2 separate regions of the Homo sapiens genome follow, and region 2 is linked to region 1. A link is an interaction called in ENCODE POLR2A ChIA-PET data of the cell type or tissue named here. Cell type or tissue: PC-9. All regions are shown on one strand.

What was found. Peaks named below come from ENCODE experiments on the same cell type or tissue, not always from the same donor. Only the 100,000 strongest peaks of a DNase experiment are listed, where the experiment ranks them.
Region 2: POLR2A ChIA-PET joins it to region 1 with 5 read pairs; 3 of 35 experiments call an interaction of 5 or more read pairs at or near these places.

The regions. Positions count from the first base shown.
Region 1 is chr7:152,427,032-152,431,031 of GRCh38, reverse strand. The region is part of intron 1 of KMT2C (lysine methyltransferase 2C); the gene reads left to right. Among named protein-coding and RNA genes, the nearest start is that of KMT2C, 7.0 kb to the left of the region's middle. In PC-9, no CTCF peak of the experiment used is centred here; no DNase peak of the experiment used is centred here; H3K27ac peaks cover 629 bases.
Region 2 is chr7:152,566,909-152,570,908 of GRCh38, reverse strand. No RefSeq gene overlaps it. Among named protein-coding and RNA genes, the nearest start is that of LINC01003, 100 kb to the right of the region's middle. In PC-9, no CTCF peak of the experiment used is centred here; no DNase peak of the experiment used is centred here.

The DNA.
Region 1 (4,000 bases):
CCACACTGCTTCATCTCATTCCTCTGTTCCGCAAAACTGCAAAGTTTCCCAGACCACAGTCAGGTTTCTCTGGGTAGATAGTGGTTGTCCAACTCTGTAAACTTAAGTCACTTTAAGTTTATGATGGAGGGGCTTCGTGAAACTTCATTGACCTTCCAAGGTGAAAATTGGTCAGTTTCCAGTTATAAAGGACATTAAGGATGGGTGTGGTGGCTGATATATGTAATCCCAGCACTTTTGGGAGACTGAGTCAGGAGGATCACTTAATCCTCATTTAAAAGGAGTTTGAGACCAGCCTGGGCAACAAAGTGAGGCCTTGTCTCTACAAAAAAATTAGCTGGGTGTGGTGGTAGGCACCTGTAGTCCCAACTACTCTGGAGACTGAGCTGAGAGAAGATTGTGTGAGGCTTGGAGGTTGAGGCTGCAGTGAACGGACATCACACCACTACACTCTAGTCAGGTGACAGAGCAAGACTCTCTAAATAAATAGGAACATTAGATGGTCTCTCTGCACTCTTGCCTGGTGGGGACGTGTTAGATACCCTCGTTAGGTTGTGATTTAGTTTTTAATCTGTGAGATGTTTGGGCCAAACAACTTTTAGCTGCCATGGAATAAACTTTACAGTCAGCGTGTGAGTTTGTGTTTGCCTTTACTTTTTTTTTTCTATATTGTTTTGGTCCATTTTTATCTTTTAATTTCAGAAAGCTGATTAATCTCTTCCTTTTCTCTTTAAAAATTTTCTTTATCATGTTTGTGCTACAGTGGTTATTTTGAGAACTTGTTGGCAGGATAAGTGGCAAAAGTTACGAAGTAGAATAGAGATGATTTCTGTTTTTTTTTTTTTTTCTTTTTTTTGAGACAGTCTCACTCTCTTGCCTAGGCTGGAGTGCAGTGGCGTGATCCTGGCTCACTGTGGCTGCCGCCCTCCGGATTCAAGCGATTCGCCTGACTCAGCCTCCCAAAAAGCTGGGATTACAGGCGCATGCCACCACACCCAGCTAATTTTTGTGTTTTTAGTAGAGATGGGTGTTCACCATGTTGGCCAGGCTGGTCTCAGACTCCTGACCTCAGGTGATCTGCCTGCCTCGGCACTCCCAAAGTGCTGGGATTACAGACGTGAGCCACCACGCCCGGCTGAGATTATTTCTTTTTTTATTATAGCTATTGCTTGTAGATATATGCTGGTGGTTATCTGTGAAAATGTAATAGAAAGGCTGGGCACGGTGGCTCACACCTGTAATCCCAGCACTTTGGGAGGCTGAGGTGGGCGGATCACAAGGTCAGGAGTGGGAGACCAGCCTGGCCAATATGGTGAAACCCCGTCTCTACCAAAAATACAAAAATTAGCTGGGCGTGGTGGCAGGCACCTATAGTCCCAGTGACTCGGGAGGCTGAGGCAGGAGAATCGCTTGAACCCAGGAGGCAGAGGTTGCAGTGAGCTGAGATCATGCTATTGCACACCAGCCTGGGCGACAGAGTGAGACTCTGTCTCAAAAAGAAAAAAAAAAAAGTAATAGACCAATCTTGGATTTATAATTGGAAGTGTTGATCCCTTTATTTGCAGAATTTGAAGGACTTAAGAGCACAAGTTGAGAGAAACAAATGACACAGCTCTTTTTGCACTTTGTAATATTCTAGAAAAAGCCTCAGGTAAAAGGAAAATTGTTTCACTTTGTTTCTGCTGTTAATTTTGTGATGGCAGTAACTACATATGATCTACAAGTGTAAAATTGTTTAACAAGTCTTAAGTTTTCTATACTTCTATGTAACTTTTTAGATCTTTCATTTGGTACATGTTATTTAAAGAGCTACAAAGTGCTAAATATGTCCTGGGATGAACAGTCAACCCTGGAAGATTTATTGTGGCCTAGAGGGGTGCTCAAAGATTTGGAGGAAGTAGTATTTGAATTAGACCTTGAAGGATTGGTGGGATTTAGCCAAGTAGAATGACAAGAAAATGAGTGTGTGAGGGAGCAATGTGAATGAAATTATTGAGGGAAGGAGGTGTAAAAGGTGGGGTGGCTTCTGACTGTGTGACTAGAACAGAGGCTGTGTGTAGTGGTGAGGCCAAGCTGTGATAGTTCTTGAATGCCAGACTCATGAGTTTGGGCTTTATCCTGTAGTCCAGGAGTTATAAACTGTTTACAGGGAGCAGGTAAGCAATTTAAATGAACAGTAGGCTGCTTCTAAGAATCTGAATGACAACTGACACTTTAGACCTTGGGTTGGGGAGAAAATGGGAAATAATAACAGCCTTGGGGAAGTCTAGGAGTCCTTATGCCCTGCTTAAGGTGAAACTGATACAGAATTCTGGCTGATGGTTGCTATTTGAGATGCTGTTTCTAGATTTTTCAAGAGGGCGGAAATTTGGATTTTTATGATTTTTTTTTTTCTTTTTTGAGATGGAGTTTTACTCTTGTTGCCCAGGCTAGAGTGCAATGGTGTGATCTCGGCTCACTGCAACCTCTGCCTCCCGGGTACAAGTGATTCTCCTTCCTTAGCCTCCTGAGTAGCCAGGATTACAGGCACCCACCACCATGCCCGGCTAGTTTTTTTTTTTTTTTTTTTTTTTGTATTTTTAGTAGAGACGGGGTTTCACCATGTTGGCCAGGCTGGTCTCGAACTCCTGACCTCAGGTGATCCACCTGCCTCAGCCTCCCAAAATGATGGGATTACAGGCATGAGCCACCGCACCCAGCCCTTTTTATGATTTTTAAACTTGGATTTTAAGTGTTTTTCATTAATTAGAATCTAAAACGGTATTTGCGCCTATACTTTGTAGGCTAGGTTTAATCTGCGGACCACCAGGGGACTACAGGTCTCAATCTCTGCTTTATGCCCAGTTATTTTATTTTTTAAATGAAAGTTTTCAAAGCAGGTATTTACAGTATTCTTGAGGATAGGAACCTTACTAAATTACTTTGTATTCTGTTTAGCATTTATGCATTTGAATGTAGGCACTCAAATACTTGGTGATTTAATGATGCCTATTATTAAAAAAACACTGTGGTAATAATATGGAGACAGGAGTTACCTGGAGGCAGAGATAATAGGCTGTTACAATAGTTGTAGTGTGAGAGATCAAGCCAAAGCATAGAATGTTGGTAGTGCGAATGGGGAGGAAGATTCCAGTCACTGCAAAGGAGGAATTCGGCAGTTTCTGGCATAGATGTTGTAGCAGGCATCCAAATAGATTGGATGCCTGCTAAGCATTCGGGGAAGTAGGACTGGAGTTGAGGAATCGATTAGGATAAGTATTTAAAGATGTGACTTAACATGTAATCACTGAGAATATGGCGTATGGGAATTAGTAAAGGATTAGGATGCTTTGTTGCCCTTAGGAGATAGGGGACCAGTTATACCCGGAAAAACAAGAAAGGAAATCAGAATATATTCTCATGACAAATGGACAACATATACATACAAGATGCTCATGGCAGCAGTATTAGTAGTAGAGAAAAGTTGGCAACAACAAAATATGCATCAATGGACTACCATGCAGTTTTAAATCAAGACATAGAGATAGATCTGTGGGCCCTGAAGTGGGAGAATGTCTATGATACATTGTTGAACTAGAGAAAAACCTTTCCAAAAGTTGTAAAGCAGTAAGTTTAGCAGTAACTTTATTTTGTGAAAAGCACATAAACCCAAACTGTGTGTATATTTTGTGCATATAAAAAGATTGGGAAGAATACATAATAAATATTAATACTCTGGGGGCCGGGCGCAGTGGCTAACGCCTGTAATCCCAGCACTTTGGGAGGCCAGGAGGGTGAGTCACGAGGTCAGGAGTTCAAGACCAGCCTGGCCAAGATGGTGAAACCCCGTCTCTACTAAAACTACAAAAATTAGCCAGTCATGGTGGCAGGCGCCTGTAATCCCAGCTACTCGGGAGGCTGAGGCAGGAGAATTGCTTGAACCTGGGTGGCAGAGTTTGCAGTGAGCTGAAATCGTGCCATTGCACTCCAGCCTGGGCGACAGAGTGAGACTCTGTCTCAA
Region 2 (4,000 bases), 140 kb before region 1:
CTGAAAAACACAATCATTTCTAATTCCATCCGTAGTACAGTTTATATACTTACTAGGCCAAGCTGTCCAACCCACGGCCCTCAGGCTGCAGACATGCTTTGAATGCGGCCCAACACAAATTCATCAACTTTCTTAAAACACTATGAGTTTTTCTGGGATTTTTTTTCTTTTTTAGCTCATAAGCTATCATTAGTGTTAGTGTATTTTATATGTGGCCCAAGACAGTTTTCTTCTTCCAGTGCGGCCTGGGGAAGCCAAAAGATTGGACACCCCTGTAACTAGGCATTCAGATAAAAACAGAAAAAAAATCAGCAAGAATCCAAATATTAAGTCATTTAAACCTGAATATCAAGACATTTAGGAACCTAAACCCCAGATCACAGTAATCTTTATAGGGCAAATATTCACCCAAAGTGATTAGAATTTGTGTTTGCTTTTTTTTTTCTTTTCTTTTTTTGAGATGGAGTCTCACTCTGTTGCCCAGGCTGGCGTGCAGTGGCGTGATCTTGGCTAACTGCAACCTCTGCCTCCCAGGTTCAAGCAATTCTCCTGTCTCAGCCTCCCGAGTAGCTGGGACTACAGGCGCCCGCCACCACGCCCGGCTAATTTTTTATATTTTTAGCAGAGATGGGGTTTCACCGTGTTAGCCAGGATGGTCTCGATCTCCTGACCTCGTGATCCGCCTGCCTCAGCCTCCAAAAGTGCTGGGATTACAGGCGTGAGCCGCCGCGCCCAGCATGTTTGCTTATTTTTAAAACTTCATTAGAAGCCAGGTGCATTGGCTCACTCCTGTAATCCCAACACTTAGGGAGGCAGAGACGGGAGGATTGCTGGAGCCTAGGAGTTTGAGACCTGTCTGAGCAGCACAGCGAGACCCCGTTCTCTACAAAAAAGAAAAAAAAAAAGAAAACCACCACCATCTTACCAGAAATGCCTGAGAAAAAAACAGAAGAGCTGGCAAACCCATGGTCAAGAGGAAGATGCTCTAGGGAAGAGAAAGAAATACTCCGGCCTGGTAACCTCGGAGTTTGGTTAATGTAGTTCGACTCGTAGCTATCTGTGGGCAGTCACTTGGTGGTGGCTGAAGTCTAAGAGAATCTCAGAGCCCAGATATAAGGATGTGGCATCTTTTGTGGAAGTCACATTCTGGTTTCTCCAGTCATCGTTGGTGGATGCCCAGCACTGACTGATCTAGGACTATAAAAAGAGCTGTGGTAGCCGGGCACGGTGGCTCACACCTGGAGGCGGAGGTTGGAATAAGCCAAGATCGAACCACTGCACTCCAGCCTGGGCGACAGAGCAAGACTCCATCTCAAAAAATAAATTAATTAATTAAAATAAATAAATAATAATTTTTTAAAATAAAATAAATCTTTAAAAATTAAAATACAAATACAAAAATCTGGGCGTGGTGGTACACACCTGTAATCCCAACTACTTGGGAGGTTAAGGCAAGACAATCGCTTGAACCCAGGAGGTGGAAGTTGCTGAGATTGCACCACTGCACTCCAGCCTTGGCAACAGAACAAAATCGTGTCCCAAAAAAAACAAAACAAAACAAAAAAAAGGCCTGTGGGTAAAGTCAAGTATTTATTCATCCAACATCATTCATTTAGTAGCAACCATCTTCTGGAAAGGCACTGGGAGTGCAGAAATGAACACGGCACAATCTTTGCACCTTCCCAGGGCACAGGCTATGAGATCAGTCACTCTAGCAGGACAGGTGACTAGAGGGCGGGGCGCCACGGCCATGAGGGGCACTCTGCAGTCCTTGGGGGCCCCGCCCCTTTTCTTGAGCTCTGGTCCTTAAACTCTGAACCTCAGGTCCTCATCTGTGAAGATGGGGATAAAATGCCTAACAGGCCAAGTTACAGTAAGTTCTGAAATGTGTCTGACAGATGGTGGGCCCTCTGGAAATGGTAACCGTTATCTATAATTTATTATGATTATTATAACAACAAAGGGGTGGATGAGGCCCTACAGGGGAAGGAGTGCTTTCTCCTGCCCAGCAGGGGCCAGAAAAGCTTAATAGAGAGGGTGACATTTGAACTGAATCTCAAGTCAGAGAGCCTCTATAGGTTCAGGTGATGGGCATCAGAGAGCATATGAGGTCTCTTCAGTTGTGCTCCAAACCTTAAGTTGTATGCATACGGACGGCCTGTACTTTCCAACATACTTTTTTTTGTTCGTTTGTTTTTTGAGACAGTGTCTCACTCTGTCACCAGGCTGGAGTACAGTGGTGCGATATTGGCTCTCAACCTCCTGGGCTCAAGCGATCCTCCAACTTCAGCCTCCCAAGTAGCTGGGACTACACGCGGGTGCCACCATGCCCAGCTAATTTTTTTGTGTATTTTTTTGTAGAAACAAGGTTTTGCCCAGGCTGGTCTTGAACTCCTGGGCTCAAGCGATCCAGCTGCCTCAACCGCCCAAAGTGTTGGGACTACACTCATGAGCCACTGCACCCAGCCCCAACATATTCTTAAAGGGTTAGTGACCACCTCAAAAGGTGAAGAGCTACCTACACTGGTCTAGAAGTATAACTAAAAGTTCGCCAGGCAGGCAACATAGGAAAGGTCATCTCCAGCATGGCAAACAGTTTAGAAAGAAGTAAAGTGGCTTCGTGGGCACATGACCTATGCAGTCACAGAGTCTGACACTCGGAGCGCCTGTGCTCCCTTCAAAGTGCTGCTGCTGCTGTCACCCTCAAACTTCTTGATTTTTTTATTTTTTATTTTTTTTTTTGAGACAGAGTCTTGCTCTGTCACCAGGCTGGAGTGCAGTGGCGCAATCTCGGCTCACTGCAACCTCCACCTCATGGGTTCAAGTGATTCTCCTGCCTCAGCCTCCCAAGTAGCTGGGATTACAGGTGCCCACCATCACGCCCGGCTAATTTTTTGTATTTTTAGTAGAGGTAGGGTTTCACCATGTTGGCGAGGATGGTCTTGATCTCCTGACCTTGTGATCCACCCACCTCGGCCTCCCAAAGTGCTGGGATTACAGGCGTGAGCCACCACGCCCGGCCAACGATTTCTTAACAAGAATCAAAGAAGCAAGCCCAGGACCCTGGACACAGCAGCACAGGTGAAAGGGGCAGAGCTTGAGAGTGGCAGCGCAGTTGGCTTCGGGCTCCGGGAAGCCAGAGGTGCATCAAGTCCCGAAAGTGAGCAAAGTACTTCTCACAGAGAACGGGGACTAACTCACCGGGGAGCTGAAACAAGAGCCTTGCAAATTATCTAGCCTGTGCTTCTGAGAAGCATGGCATTTTCAGAAAATTCCCAGCAGGTGGTGGGCACAGGTGCTTGGTGGAAAATGGCAGGAGATGAGGTTAAAAAAGTAAGACAGACCAGATGAAAGATGTAAGATTCTAGCTAAGAAACTTCAGAACCTAGGAAGAGGCAGAGGTTGCAGTGAACCGAGAGCGTGCCATTGCACTCCAGCCTGGGTGACAAGAGTGAAACAAACTCAAAAAAGAAAAACAACTGCTCTAAAGGTGCGGAAGGAGACATTCAAGGATGTTTTTGGTTTCGTGTTGAGACAGGGTCCTGCTCTGTCCCCCAGGCTCTTGTGCAGTGGCACAATCACATCTCACTGCAGCCTCGACCTCCAGGGGTCAAGGGATCCTCCCAGCTCAGTCTCCAGAGTAGCTGGGACCACACGTGTGAGCCACCAAGCCTGGCTAAGTTTTTTTTTGTTTGCTTTTTGTTTTTTGTTAGAGACAGGATCTCACTTTGTTGCCAGGTTGGTCTCAAACTCCTTGGCTCAAGCAATCCTCCTGCCTCAGCCTCCCAGGGTGCTGAGATTACAGGCGTGAGCTACTAAACCCAGTCTGAAGGATATAAAAAGTGAAATGGCATGGCATTTCACTGTTAAAAAGATTACTCTAGTGGCTTCAAGAGGATGAATTGGAAGGATTAACAACTGTAGGCCAGGCGAGGTGGCTCACGCCTGTAATCCCAGCATTTTGGGAGGCCAAGGCGGGTGAATCACCTGAGGTCAGGAG